Regions from separate parts of the Homo sapiens genome. Here region 2 is linked to region 1. A link is an interaction called in ENCODE POLR2A ChIA-PET data of the cell type or tissue named here. Cell type or tissue: K562. All regions are shown on one strand. Each heading gives the region's core, and the rest is flanking DNA. Links, peaks and the distances in the headings are about the cores only.

Evidence for each region. ChIA-PET counts read pairs that join two places held together with the same protein. Peaks named below come from ENCODE experiments on the same cell type or tissue, not always from the same donor. Only the 100,000 strongest peaks of a DNase experiment are listed, where the experiment ranks them.
Region 2: POLR2A ChIA-PET joins it to region 1 with 5 read pairs; 2 of 35 experiments call an interaction of 5 or more read pairs at or near these places.

What each region holds. Positions count from the first base shown.
Region 1 is chr9:135,987,093-135,994,870 of GRCh38, reverse strand. No RefSeq gene overlaps it. Among named protein-coding and RNA genes, the nearest start is that of UBAC1, 30 kb to the right of the region's middle. RefSeq lists enhancers at 1,235-1,912, 1,893-1,952, 1,913-2,590, 3,268-3,945, 4,623-5,301. In K562, for the core only: no CTCF peak of the experiment used is centred there; a DNase peak (open chromatin) is centred at 4,080.
Region 2 is chr9:136,252,236-136,258,123 of GRCh38, reverse strand. CCDC187 (coiled-coil domain containing 187) reads left to right here. Exons shown (of 26, transcript NM_001378188.1): 23 at 1,283-1,419; 24 at 1,801-1,913; 25 at 2,391-2,467; 26 at 2,990-5,888. The coding sequence ends at 4,530. Among named protein-coding and RNA genes, the nearest start is that of QSOX2, 9.4 kb to the right of the region's middle. In K562, for the core only: CTCF peaks have their summits at 1,801 (motif pointing right) and 3,670 (motif pointing right); DNase peaks (open chromatin) are centred at 1,803, 2,773, 3,111 and 3,672; H3K27me3 peaks cover 933 bases.

The DNA.
Region 1 (7,778 bases), core at 2,345-6,344:
AGCTAGTGAGTGGTGGAGCTGAGATGGGAATCTGAATCAGGTCGTGCAGCTGTGCCCTCCCGCCACTGTCCTGTGTGAGGACCTGGTGTTGTGGGGGGCTCAGCCGGGCCGGGTGCCCTCACAGGGCTGGCCGTGAGTGGGGTCTGGGGGGCTCAGCTGGGCTTGCACGTGAGCAGGTGGGTGGTGGCTCCTTGCACAGTTGCGTCCCCAGCGGCCGGGGCACAGGGATGAGAGGTGGAGACGTGGCTCTGCCCCCAATGCATTCGCCTCTGTGGTGAAGACGCTCTGGGGGCAACACTGGCCCCTCCAAGGGCTCTAACTTCATCCTGCAGAGGATGGCATGGTGAAGGGTTGGCCTGGACTGGGAGTCCCACCCATGGGACGTTATTGGTCACAGGGAGGAGCTGGGGTGACGGGGGCTGGCCCAAGGCCAGGGGCTCCCTGGTGGAGGAGGGGCTGTCCCTGGGTACTCTGGCCCCAGGCAGGGCCGCCTGCCCTCCCTTCCAAGCCAGGGGTGGTTTTGGCCAGGGCTGGCGGCTCAGAGTCCAGGGTCCAGGGTGGGTGGCCTCTGCAGAGACAGCCATAGGTACCAGTGAGTTCACAGGAAAGGAACCCCAGGGGGTCACCTAGCGGCCCGGCTCCCGTCACATCAGGGAGGAGGCAGAGGGCAGTGGTCAGGGCAGCAGGGGAAGTCTTCGTGCTGGAGATGGCCAGGAGCAGGCTCTGCAGGGTGTCCAGGACACAAGAGGGAAGGGCGGGCAGGCAGCGGCATGGCCCGAACCCAGGCGCGATGCTCAGAGCCCAGGCCTACCAGAGCCCCACCGGGAAGGGAGGAGGGCCAGGCAGCCACAGAGCTCCTGCAGCCTTGAAGGCTGGGTCAGGAGCAGACACCTCTCCCGCCTGGCTCTGCAGTGCCTGGGTCACTGGTGCCCTCGGAGAGCCGGCCAGGCCAGGCAGACCCGCAGCAGCAGTAGTGGCGCGCGCCGCTCCCGGGACCGCGCTTTTCCGCTGCCGCACTGAGTTATGTGCTGGCTGCTTTTGTATTTAGAGAGTGGAGCAGATGGTGGGTGCAGTAACACTTTAAATTAAGGATTCCAAATACACATTAAATTTAGATTTAATAAGACAGTTATTGTATGGAAATTCAGGCCCGCCGATTATTTTGAATATTGGAGTCTGATCACCTACAGCTCCGATGGCTGCGATTTCCACTGAAGGCGTGTGGCAGCTTGTCTACCCAAAGCCCCCGAGGCCCACACCCTCAAGCTCCAGAGCCTGCCCCTCCGTTCCTTCCTCAGGGCCCAGGAGGCCAGTGAGGGGCAGGACATCACAGTGGCTCCTGCGGGGTGAGCCCCCCACGGCCGGGAGCTGTCCTCGGCGGCCTGGCAGATGCCCTGGAATCCACCCGTTTTGTCCATTTTGCAGGAAAGGAAACCAAGGCTCAGAGGGGAGAAGCCATGTGGCCCAGGCCACTCTTACAGGACCGGGCTGGGAGAGGGGACACCCATCTGCAGGGCAGAGGCTGGCCCGGGAGGGGAGCCTGCTGCCGCTGGACATCCTGGGCCTCAAGGACAACCTTGAGGCCTAAATCCCCAGCCTGTCCTGGCTGGTCGGGGCTTCTTCCGTCTCTCCCAGGAGAAAAGCCTCGCTGAGCGAGGGCAGTGGGGAAAGGGGGCGGGGGCACTTCCCGGCCACAGCCCCTCCCCCAGCAGCAGCCTCCCTGTGCTCCTGGTGGGTGGAGCAGCCTCGGGAAGGGGGATTCTGGGAGCTGGCCAGCCCCCACTCCCCGCAGGCCAGCCCATCTCAGCCCCCACAGCCCCAACTTCCCCTCAAACCAGGGGCGGGAAGCTGCTAAGTGCTCAGACGATTTCTTATGGCCACGATAAATCTGGTCTTTTTGTCCCTCCAGAAAAAGAAGGGGGGCAGTCAAGTCTCCACACCGGACGAAGCCTGAGCCCTCGCAACTGCCGGCAGAGCCACGCCCGCCCGGCCACAGTTCCTGTAACCGGCAGCTGCACTGTTTGTAATCACTGCTTGGCAGACATTTATCATCCGCTCCGGGGAGCAGAGAGGCCTCAGTGCAGGCGGGTGGCCTGGCCGAGGGCTGGGCTGCCCCGGGAGCCGCATGGCCTCTCTGTGCCTAGCCTAAGGCCCTGCAGGTGCCCAGCAAGGCAGGAGCACCCCTAGCCTGGGCAGGAGGCTGGGATGCTGGAAGTGTCAGGGGCCTTCAGAGCGTCTAGCCAGGGGCCACCTGCCACCTGGGAGCCGGGCCAACCAAGGTAAAGCCCTGCCTTCCTCCAGGAAGGGGGCCCTGGCGTGGGGCCAGGCTCAGCGCTTTCCTCTGCCCCTCTTTGTCACCTCCAAGAAAGGACCTTGGGATGAAAGAGCCGGGAGATCCCAGAGGGAGGTGGCTGCCCTAGGTGGGAACATCAGGACCCCCAGGGCAGGGGTGAGCCGTGGCAGGGGTCTTCCCTGTGGCCAGTTGAGCTCCAAGGGTCTGTCCCTCACCCTCTGGGTAGGGTGGCCAGAGGGAATACATAAGAATACTTAACACCCAGTGAAATTCTCATTTCATACTAACAACAAATCAATCTCTAGTGTATGACCCATCCAATTTGGGGGCATATTTCTATTTTAAAAATTCATTGTTTATTTAAAATAGAAACTTAGGTGGGTGTTCTGTTCTTTTCTGGTGAGCTTCCCTTACCCCATGGGGTCTCCCCTTGCTCAAGACCCCCAGCTCTGTTCCCCGCCAGACCCCGCTCCATCCTGTCTGGTCCTCTGCCGGGTCTCTGCCATGTGGTCTTGGCCACCCCGACCCCTGTGCCGAGAACACCTTCCCTTTTGTCGTGGCCGCCCCAGCAGGGAGCCTCTTCGGACAGGGCGAGTGGTGCCTCTTGTTCACGTGACAGCGCACTCACAACTCCAGCAACGTCCTTGTTCACAGCCCTCGTCCTGGTTTTCCAAGAACCCGTGTTTGTATTTTATTTTTCCAGACCGGTCTTACTCTGTCGCCAGGCTGGAGTGCAGTGGCTTGTGCAGTGCAGCTCACTGCAATCTCCATCTCCGGGACTCAAGCGATTCTCCCACCTCAGCCTCCTAAGTAGCTGAGACCACAAGTGTGCACCACCACACCTGGCCAATTTTTTTTTTTTAATTTTTGGTAGAGATGGGGGGTCTCACTATGTTTCCCGGGCTGGTCTCGAACACCTGAGCTCAAGCAATCTGCCCACCTCAGCCTCCCAAAGCGCTGGGATTACAGGCGTGAGCCACCATGGCCTGAACTCGTATGTTTAGATCGGTGTCCCCCACTTACTTTGCACACAGGGGCTCAGGACTGTGTCTGCCCTGCCGTCCCCCTGGGTTGGGCATCAGGCTGCCCCTGCTCCCCTGCCCATCACAGCCCAAGGGCTGGATGCCACTGGCTCTCAGAGCCTCCATTTCCTGGTTCCTAAAGGGGGAGGGCAGTGCTGGCCTGAAAACTTGGCTTCTGGTGACAGTGGCAGGAGCCACCTCTGCCTGCTTTTCTCAGGGAACGGTGGGCAGCCCATGGAATCACGGGAGAGACAGGAGAAGGAGGCCCAGAACGCCCAGAACAGAGGGACCTGCATGGCCAGACCCTGCCAGACTCACGGGCGCAGGCCACCAGGGAGGTTGGGCCCAAGCCCTGGGAGGTGCCAGTGGCCCTGCCTCTACCCCAGGTAGATCCCAGGGGTGAGGTCTGTGCCCTGCCATGGGGAGCCTGGGGAAGCTGCTGGGGCCTCTGCCTCCAGCTAGAGGCACACGGCAGAGAGGGCCCCACATATAGGGGCACCCTGAAAATGGCAGGATGAGGGAGGAGGGTAGGGGTCTGCACACGGCATCTCTGGGTTCTTGGGGATATCAAACAGGATGGGGCTGTGATGTGACTGTCTGACTTCAAGACAGGGGAGAGGAGAGGAGAGATGGGGAGAGAGGGGAAGGAAAGGGCGGGAAGTGAGGGGTTAAAGAGGGGTGTGGAGAGGGGAGGGAAAGGGCGGGAGGGGAGGGGAGAGGGGAGGGAAAGGGCGGGAGGGGAGGGGTTAAAGGGGGGCGTGGAGAGGGGAGGGAAAGGGCAGGAGGGGAGGGGTTAAAGGGGGGCGTGGAGAGGGGAGGGCTGGGGAGGGCAGGTCGGGGAGCTGCTGCACCTGCAGAGGCCAGAGGCCGCAAGGCTGGCTCTCTGCTCCCTGTGTGACCCTCTGAGGTGCCCGGGGGGCGCCGTCTGCTCCACGAAGCAGCTCCATGCATGCTTTGTGCATGTGCTTCCTGAATTAAAAAACAGTAACAGTGACAAATGGCAACGCCACCACAGCAAGCCTGCCCCGTCTCTGCCTGCAGATGCTCCCACAGCTCCTGGGGAAGGAATTTACCCAAAACGGACAGGGCGGGTTCTGCCCACCTCAGCCCTGCAGCGCACCTGGGATAACAGACAGAGAAGGGGCCTCCCATCACAGGGGTCCGAGGCCCCCTCCCCACTGAGCCCTCCCTCAAATTCTCCCCCGGTGCCCATCATGACTGCCCCAGAGACCGGAATCCAGGAGCCTGCAGGGTGTGGGGGTGCTGGCTTGGATCCAGGCCCCAGGCCAGGCCCACAGCGGGGGGCGGGGGGGCAGGCCCGGTGGGAGGCCCCCAGAAGGGCCCAACAGCCCCAGCAGCCCCTCTGCTGCCTCTCGCTCCTCCAAGACCCGCCCGCGGGCACTGCTCACTTCTGCGTAGTCTAACCGGGGAGGTTTCAGCCGGGAAGCTGTCGCCGGCAGTCTGCAAACATCCCCTTCCCGCCGCCGCCTGCCAAGTGCCACCAGCACCGACAGCTTGCTGCGCAGTCGGTCGCACAAGCTGCCTGGCCTGGCACCGGGCTGCTCGCCGGCCTCCCACAGGAGTCAGCCGGGAGTCTGTCCCCGGATGCGCTCAGCCTTGCAGCCTCCCCCAGGGCTCCAGGCCCTGTTGTGTCCCCATTCTGTCCAGGGCTGTGTCCTCCATGCCACCCCCCACAGCTGCCTCTGCAGTCCCTGAGTCCCCGTAGACCCGGAGGAAATCCGGAACCCCCGTGGCTAGAGATTAAAGAACTTTAGGAGATGGCAAATTTCGGAAGAGTTGAGGAGCCCTAGAAAGGAACATGAGTGTCACCGAGCCTTGGGGACCGGCCACCCTATCACCTTTCAAGGTCAGCCCTGCACTGGCGCCCAAGGTTTCCACCTTGAGCTTCTATACGGGAGCTGATGCTGCGTGTCTGGTCGTGGCTCTCCAGGGACCTGGGATCTTATCTGCCTTTGGGATTCCCTCCAAGGGTCCCTGCAGCTCCTCTGAGGTGCCCTCCTTGCCCAGCAGACACTGAGCATCGACACCTACTCTGGCTAGGAGAGTGGTCGTAGGCCTAGGCCTCAGCCAGGCAGAGAGTAAAGCCCCCCGCCACTGCTTTGGGAAGGGTTCGGCCACCCCCGCGTGGGCCCACTCTGCCAGAATTGGCCCCCAGTGGATGTGAGGAGCTGGTGCAGTCACACCCTCATCAGCCCTGGAGCACGCTGGCAGAGCAGCCTCTTGGGGGGGCCAGAGTCCTGGCCCCACCCACACCCCCATCAACCTGTGGAGGTAGACTGCAGCCCAGACCACGCCAGGCTCTGCAGAGCCATCTCCCTGGGCCTTCTGCTGTGGGGAGGGGGAGGTCAGGGCCACCCAGGAGTCCCCTAGCCTCAGGGCCCTGTGTCCCCCAAGTCCAGTGCCCAGCCGAGTCTCTGAGCTCCGGCCAGCCCTGAGGCTCCCAGGCTCCCGTGAGCCCCTGGGATAGCACTCCAGGCTCAGCCTTCAGGACTGGGTTGCACAATTTAAAATTAATAATCGCGCTGTCTCGTGGCCTCATAATTAAGTGTCTGTTCATCCCCATTATTGTCAGAGAGTGATTTGTTGTTCTCTGGGCACTGAAAATCAACCTGCTGAAGGGAGGGGCCTGCGAGCCTTCGGGACAGAGCTGCCCGGGGAACACGGTGCACCCACCTCCCCCAGGGGCCCAGAGGAAGGGGCCCAGCTCCACGCCTCAGGCTGGGGACCCTCGGCCTCCGCTTACTTACCAAACACTCTGGGGGCTTGGAGGTGGCTCTGGGACTCTCCCATTGCCTTGGGGGCTGCCAGGCAGAGTGCGAGGAGGGGCAGCTGCTTGGTCCGATCCCGGGGCTTGTTTTCCAGCAAGCCTGGCCCGGCTGCCTCAGGCTGAGACTGTGAGCAGATGCGGAATGCTCCCGGGTGCTGTGTTCACTCTTGTACCCCAACGCGCCTGTGCACACAGACACACACACGTGCACATATGCACACACGGGAACATATTAAGACTAAAGGCGTCTCCAGGCGTCTCCTCTTAGGAGTCCCACTTGCGGCTCAGCTTCTCTATCAGGAGGGGATGATGATCCCATGCCTTCCCCTACTTCTTACGCATGAGGTTCTGCTGAACGATGGTAGAGCCAGCAGCCTGCCAGTCTGTCTCCAGGAGCCCCCAGCCCAAGCGGGCCCCATCAGGCGGGGCACTATGAGGGTGGGGCCACCTCGCTGGTCCCTGCATCACCTCTTGACTGTCTGGGCCCTACCTGCTTCCAGCGAGCAGTGCCCTGGAGTCGCCTCCTGTGACACCTGGCTTGTGAGTCGGGTCCCCGGGGAGCAGCCCCTGAGGCTCTGAGGGACTCTGGGAATCCCAAAGCTGGCCACACACTCCCAACCCAGGGAGACTCCCCACCCAGGGAGGGGCGTGCTCATCATTTGAGAAAAATCCAGCAGATGCTCAGGTCCTGGAGGATGTGCAACCCCAGCCCTCCTGCACCAACGCCCCGCGCTCCGCCCGGCCCCAGAGGCCAGAGGATGGGCGGGGGCCAAGGACGGGGGCTGCTCATGGCAGAGATCACCTAGGGGTCCTGCCTCAGGATCCTGTGGGCTCCCAGGGGGACCCATACTGGAGGAGGGGATCCACTCTGGCTTGTGGTCCCCAACAGCAGAAAGAGGGGCACCCCCTTCTGCAACGCCACACAGTTTCCCTTGGGACCAAGGATCCTCTGACAACTGGCCTGTGACCACACGGGCCCGAGCTCACGGGGGCCAGTGTCAGAACCCGGCGTGGAGTCTGGAAAACCCTTACATCCCAGAGTGACCCAAGGTCATCCTGCAACCACGCTTGCCACCTGCAGACATAAGACTGGGCAGGGATAGGACTGTTTAATTTTCCTTTGGGCATATTTATTTATTTATTTATTTATTTGTTTATTTATTTTATTATTATTATTTTTTGAGATGGAGTCTCTCTCTGTTGCTCACGCTGGAGTGCAGTGGTGCAATATCAGCTCACTGCAACCTCTACCTCCCAGGTTCAAGTGATTCTCCTGCCTCAGCTTCCCGAGTAGCTGGGATTACAGGTGCATGCCACCATACCCAGCTAATTTTTGTATTTTTAGTAGAGATGGGGTTTTGTCATGTTAGCCGGGCTGGTCCTGAACTCCTGACCTCAGGTGATCCACCTACCTCGGCCTCTCAAAGTGCTGGGATTACAGGCATGAGCCACCGCACCCAGCCCCTTTGGGCATTTTTAAAATCGGGGCTAAAGCAGATAAAGGAGATTTTTTTTCTAAGGAGGAGAAAATGCAAAGTCATGAGCTAACAAAAGAATTTGGTCAAACGTGACCTTCTAATAAGAATTGACGTTAAAATTATGGTTTTAGCCATATTTCCTTTCAGGAGCAGTTAAAGACGCTTTTTGAAGGTGAGAAAATTAATTTTTGAGTTTA
Region 2 (5,888 bases), core at 1-4,000, 270 kb before region 1:
TCCGGGCCTGCGCTGTTCAGGCTTCTGCGGCCACCGTGAAGCTTGCTCAGCCTGAAGCCTCCCTCGCCGCATGGCCACGTGTACCAGCTGTCACCGTTCGGGGGGCCAGCCAGGCGCCTGCACCCACCATGGGTCCTCGTTGCCTCTGGAGGTGGATTCACTCGTTATGCCCACGCAGCAGAGGAGGAGCCTGAGGCCTGACTTATGTTCTCACGTGGTCTAGGGTTCACCCTGAGTCTGCCTGACTGCGGTGCCGGCCGCTCTCTGATCAAAAGACTGCGCTTGCAGGGGCTCCCTGGGTGACGCCCCATTGTGGTCGCTGGGGTCACCCGGAGCCACGGACAAGAGGGCAGGTGTTCCCACTGATGGAGCTTCCCCCTCCTTGGGCTTTAGACAAACAGCTCTGGTTCCCTTAGCCAGGTGGCCTTGGCTCTCAGAGTCCCCTGACCCCACAGAACGAAAGTCTAGGGAGATGGAGGTGCAATGCTGGGGGGCCTGGTGCTCCTGGGGAGGGCTCTGCGGTGGCCCCACCCGTCCCTTTGTCCCCCTTTGTGATCCCCGGCGGTGCACTGGTGGCCTTGCTGTGTCCGAGGCCTGCCCCCCACCGGCCCTCTGCACCACCCCTGCCTCACACCAGTGTCTGTCGGACGGCACCGAGGGGGAAGAACAAGCTCTGGCAAAAGGTTTCCCCCAAGGGAGGGAAAGAGGCCTCTAAATTATTATTATTATTATTATTATTATTATTATAATTTTGAGACAAAGTCTCACTCTCTCCCCAGCTGGAGTACAGTAGCGTGATCTTGGCTCACTGCAACCTCCGCCTCCCGGGTTCAAGCAATTCTTTTGCCTCAGCCTCCTGAGTAGCTGGAATTATAGGCCCCCGCCACCATGCCCGCCTAATTTTTGTATTTTTAGTAGAGACGGGGTTTCACTACATTGGCCAGGCTGGTCTCGAACTCCTGACCTTGTGATCCGCCCGCCTCGGCCTCCCAGAGTGCTGGGATTATAGGCGTGAGCCACTGCGCCCAGCCGGCCTCTGAATTCTAAACGAATTTTCTCTAAACTTTTGGCTGGGACTTTGATCACTAACTGTCCAATGACAGGATCATTTTAGGAGCAAACTACCATGTATGTTTCCGCCCTCATACTAACCAAGCACTGTAGAAAGGTGTACACCACTTTGAATTTTAAGATTTGTTTTATGTGGCTTCGGAATTCCTGGGAGCTGCTCCTGCTCCCTGCCTCTGTCCCCACCAGTGCTGACAGTCCCTTTGCCCTCCAGGAGACCCTCAGACCAAGCCCGGCCCTTCCTTAGCAGGGAAGCCCCGGGCTCCAACAGACAGCCATGTGGGGAGCTTCAGGGAACGCAGCCGACGCTCCTGCGGCAGAGAAGGTCCTTGTGGCCCACAAGAAGCCAGCGTGAGTCGGGTGTGGCCGTGCCCTTCCTGTGGGCTGTGTGGGGCCCGGCCTTGCTGTGTGGCCCTGAGGGGTCTCCTGGTCCATCCCATGGGTGCCCCAGGGCCCTTCCCAGCAGATGCCTTCAGTTCTGAGGTTTGCCAGTTCTCTGGGTCTCACCCTAAGACTCAACACCTGGGCAGAAAAACAGACTTTTTTTCCATGGTGGCAGGGCCCAATGGGAGGAGGGGAATCTGGCAAGTGGGGGTCTCCACAGCCCTCTTTTGAGTGGTCTTTGTTCCTTTACCGTGGTCGCTGGAAGCACAGGGGCTCCATCCAGCTACGGGAGGTGGACAGAGACAGAGGCCACACCCCAACAGTGTCATTTCTGCAACGTCTCTCCAGCAGGTGGCTGAGGACAGCATGAGCGAAGAGGGCTTGGAATCGGGGCTGGATTTTGCTGAGAGCCCCGTGGAGGAGTCCCAGGAAACCGAGAGCTGGCGATCGGGGGAGCAGAGGTGTGGGGCTGAGCTCCCTGGAGCAGGGGTGGAGCGTGAGGCACGGAGACGGGTTCAGCCGGTACCCCCTGTCCCCCTGCTGTGGGGACCCTCACTCTCTCCTGGCACACCTGTGCTGCCGGGGCACAGCCCTGCACCCACCCTGAGCCCTCCTGGGTCTGACCCACTTTTGGAAATAAAAATGTCACCCATGAATCAGCCCAAGGTCAGCAGAGCGGCTTCGAACCCCCTGGGAGTGGCAGCCCCACCCCCCTCTCTGCCACCTGATCCAGTGGGATTGAGACTGGATGCCCCCAAAGACAAGCCCTCGGGGAGCCCTTGCCCTCAGGGTCACTCAGGTGGTGGCAGAGGACTGGCTGGGATGTTTTTCGAGTGTGAGCTGTGGACTGAGCCTGGTGGGGTCCCTGACAGTGGGCCCTGGGGAAGAGGCCAGGAGGACCAGGATCCCCACAGGGTTCTCCACGAATGTGCTTGCAGGACGGAGGCCTGTCAGCAGGAGGTCCCCGGCATCTCCTCCACCTGGCTGGAGGCTGCCCAGGCCGCTGCCTCCCCAGGTAATGCCCCAGCCCCCAGCCCCTCCTTCAGCCATCGAGTCCCCACTAAGGGTCCCCCAAGCCATTTCTACATCAGAGCCAGCTTCTCCCCACAATACGCAGCCCCTGCCTTCCCCACTGCCTAGCTGGGGGGCTCTGCCCACGCACCTCCCCATCACAGGGTTGCCAGGGGAGGTGAGTGACGGTCAGGGATCCTCTGTCTGGATCCACCCACATCCCTAATGAAAATAAAACAAGGCAGAGCCAACCAGTCAGTCCTTGAACCACAGCTGTGGTGCTATGAGGCCGGGTGCCCGAGGCTCGGCAAGGCCCCTGGACATGACTCATTGCGTGTGGGTGGGGGTGGGCGTGGTGAACCCCTGGGTTGGAATCACAAGGGTCGAACACGCTGGCACCCTCGACGCTTTTCCTGCCTCTGTTCAGGGTGTTTCTCTGTTCTGACCTCCTGGCTTTGGGGGTCGTGGGATATGCATGGGGTCCAGGGTGCAGAGGGTGACCACTGTTGATTGCCCCCTCTCTTAGCAGCTCCTGTGGTCCCTGAGGAGGCGGCGCCCCCAATCCTGCACCAGGGCAGTCCCCTTCTCCCCACCACCTCCTCCTGCGGTCCAGGCTCTGAGTCTGCTTCTGGAACCTGCTGGGGGCCTTCGGAAGAAGCCACGGTGTCATCCCACACCTCCCCAGCAGGCTCTGTGAGCAGCCTGTCCTGTCCCTCTCTCTGGGAGTTCCAGAAAGCAGCGGCTACCCTGATCCAGCTTTCTGGGAGCTCCAGCTCTCTTCCCAGCTTGGAAGCTGAAGACTCCCCAGACGAAGGTTTCAGCTGGCCTGGAGAGCTCTCTGCCCGACACTCCTCGGGGGAAGCTGGCCTGCCTTTGTCCTGGCGGTCAAACCAGGGTGAGCCTCGGCCAGGCAGTGCTCCTGGGGGTGGAGGATGGGTGACCTGGCAGAGGCCCCAGGGCCGCAGGGCCGGCCCCCTGCGTGGCTCCTCCTTGGACACGGCCATGGCAGAAGTTTCAGCGCCGGAGCAAAGCCCAAAGGCAGGCTGGCTACTGCCTTTCCCAGACATCCCCTCTCCAAGGTCAGGGTCAGAGCTGTCAGAGGCCTCCAGCAAAGTTTGGGAGGAGGACTGCGAGGAGGACCTGCCAGAACCCTGTACCGGGGCCAAGCCAGCCTCGGGGAGCTCCCTGCCTGCAGGTGGCTCACTGGGCCTTGGAAGCGGCGTGGAGCCCCAGGTGGCTCCTCCCTCCCCACGGTCCGGGGAGGGGCGGGAAGCTTCTGGGACCAGCGAGAGCCTGAAAGGGGGTGTCAGAAGCGGCATGGAGCCCCAGGTGGCTCTTCCGTCCCCATGGCCTGGGGAGGGGCTGGAAGCTTCTGGGACCAGCGAGAGCCTGATGGGGGTGTCAGACACAGGAGAAGCCCTCCAGGCACCCCCTGAGGCCGCCGGTGTGGTGTTCCCGCTGCAAATCTCTTCTGCCGGTGACTCGGACTCACTGCTGGTCTTTCCTTCGTGGACCTCTTTGAGTGAAGGGGCAGATTTCGGCAAAGGAGGAGAGACTTCTGGCTACCAGGAGGGAACCCGGGATGCTGACCCGAGCCCATCCACCAAGAGCAAACTCCCGTACCTCATGCCAGAGCCCGAGACCCCGGTGACCCTGCAGGCTCCTCCTGGGGACCCAGGCAGGCTGGCACCTCCAGTAGCTGAGAGCCGGGCGCCTGGGCCTGGTGGGAATGGGGCCCCCACTGTCCTGGAGGAAGCCTGTCCCCTACTTGCCGGTGACGTCTTGACTGAGATCCTGTCTCCCGTGGACGAGTTGCTGTCCTACGGCAGTGCCGACCTCCCGTCCTCCATCCACAGGGAGGCCCCCCTACCCCCACCTCCTCCCACTCCCCAAGCACAGAGTGATGGTGAAGACACCAACCCATGCTCGGATGCCTTCCCTTCCCCGCCCTCGGGGCCCCTTGAGGAGGACACCGCCATCACCACCCAGGATTTGTCCTCCTTGTCTGAGGAGAGTCTGCCGGAGGGACTGTTTCCTGGGCCCCAGGGGTCGGCGGGAACCCAGTAGTTGGGGCTCTGCCCAGGGGTGGCTGGTCCGGGTGGAAGCGTTGACGACCAGTTGGGTAGATGCAGTTCTGCAGCAGGGGATGAGGCCGGAGGCAGCCAGTGGCCTGAACCTGTCAGCTGGCCAGGGCACTCGTCGTGTGAGGGGTCAGGCAGTGCCCCTGGAGGGCTCCCAGGGCCATCAGTGCAGCCCCCAGCTCCATCCAGAGTGGCCTCTGTGGCCAGGGAAGGTCTGTCAGGGCTGTTGGCAGCTGGTGACGTGGAAGTGATGATCGGCGGACTGGGCTCCTGTTTTGGGCACAGGGTTCTGGGCTGATGTGGCCTTTGAGGAGGTCTTGGGCAGTCGGGGAGAGCCCTGGGAAGGAGCGCAGAGCTCTGGGCATGCAGAGAGCCGGGGTGGGTAGCGGGGCAGCTCTTAGTGGGTCTGGATGAGCTCCTGGACACTGCCTCACCTGCGGCAGGGTCCCTGGGCAGCCGAGCCTGCTTGGCCAAGACCCCCACCAGGGGCCAAGACCCCAAAGAAATGCTGGGTAAGAACAGGAAGGCAGCCACACCCCCACAGGCAGCCACACCTCCATGTCCCTGGTTGGCAGCCCCGGCAGCCTCTCTCCCAGGCCAAGTGCCCTTGGCCGCCAGTGGAAAGTCTGGGTCCCTTGAGCATGCTGGTGAGGACGTTGAGGGAGGCCTGAGCTGCCAGGTAGAGGACCCACCCAGGCCCGAGGGCTCACTGGGCAGAAAGCCGCTCCTGGAGACAGACTCAGGCCGCTGTACCCATCTCCCAGGTGTGGAGAGAGACCAGGCAGTGGACTTGGTCTCCACGTGGCTCACCAGGAGGGTCCTGCGTGACTCCTTAGCAGCTCTCTCCACACAGGCCCCCAGGTGCAGCCCCTAGGGAGTGTTTTCTGGAACTACAGAGGTGCACAGGCGTCCACAATGTCATTGTGAGCTGTGTGTGGCATACACATGCACACGTGGGAGTAAGAACCTAGAGGCCTGGACTTTCCCAGGGTGGACCGGCCGGGCGGCCGGCTGTGCGGGACAGTCTCCTGGACCTTTCCCCGGTGGACCGGGTGGGCGGCCGGCTGTGCAGGATGGTCGCCTGGACCTTCCCAGGGTGGACCGGGTGGGCGGCCGGCTGTGCGGGACGGTTGCCTGGACCTTCCCCCGGTGGACAGGGTGGGCGGCCGGCTGTGCGGGACGGTTGCCTGGACCTTCCCCTGGTGGACGGGGTGGGCGGCCGGCTGTGCGGGATGGTCGCCTGGACCTTCCCAGGGTGGACTGGGTGGGCGGCCGGCTCTTCCCAGGGTGGACCAGGTGGGCGGCCGGCTCCGCAGGACGGTCGCCTGGACCTTCCCGGGGTGG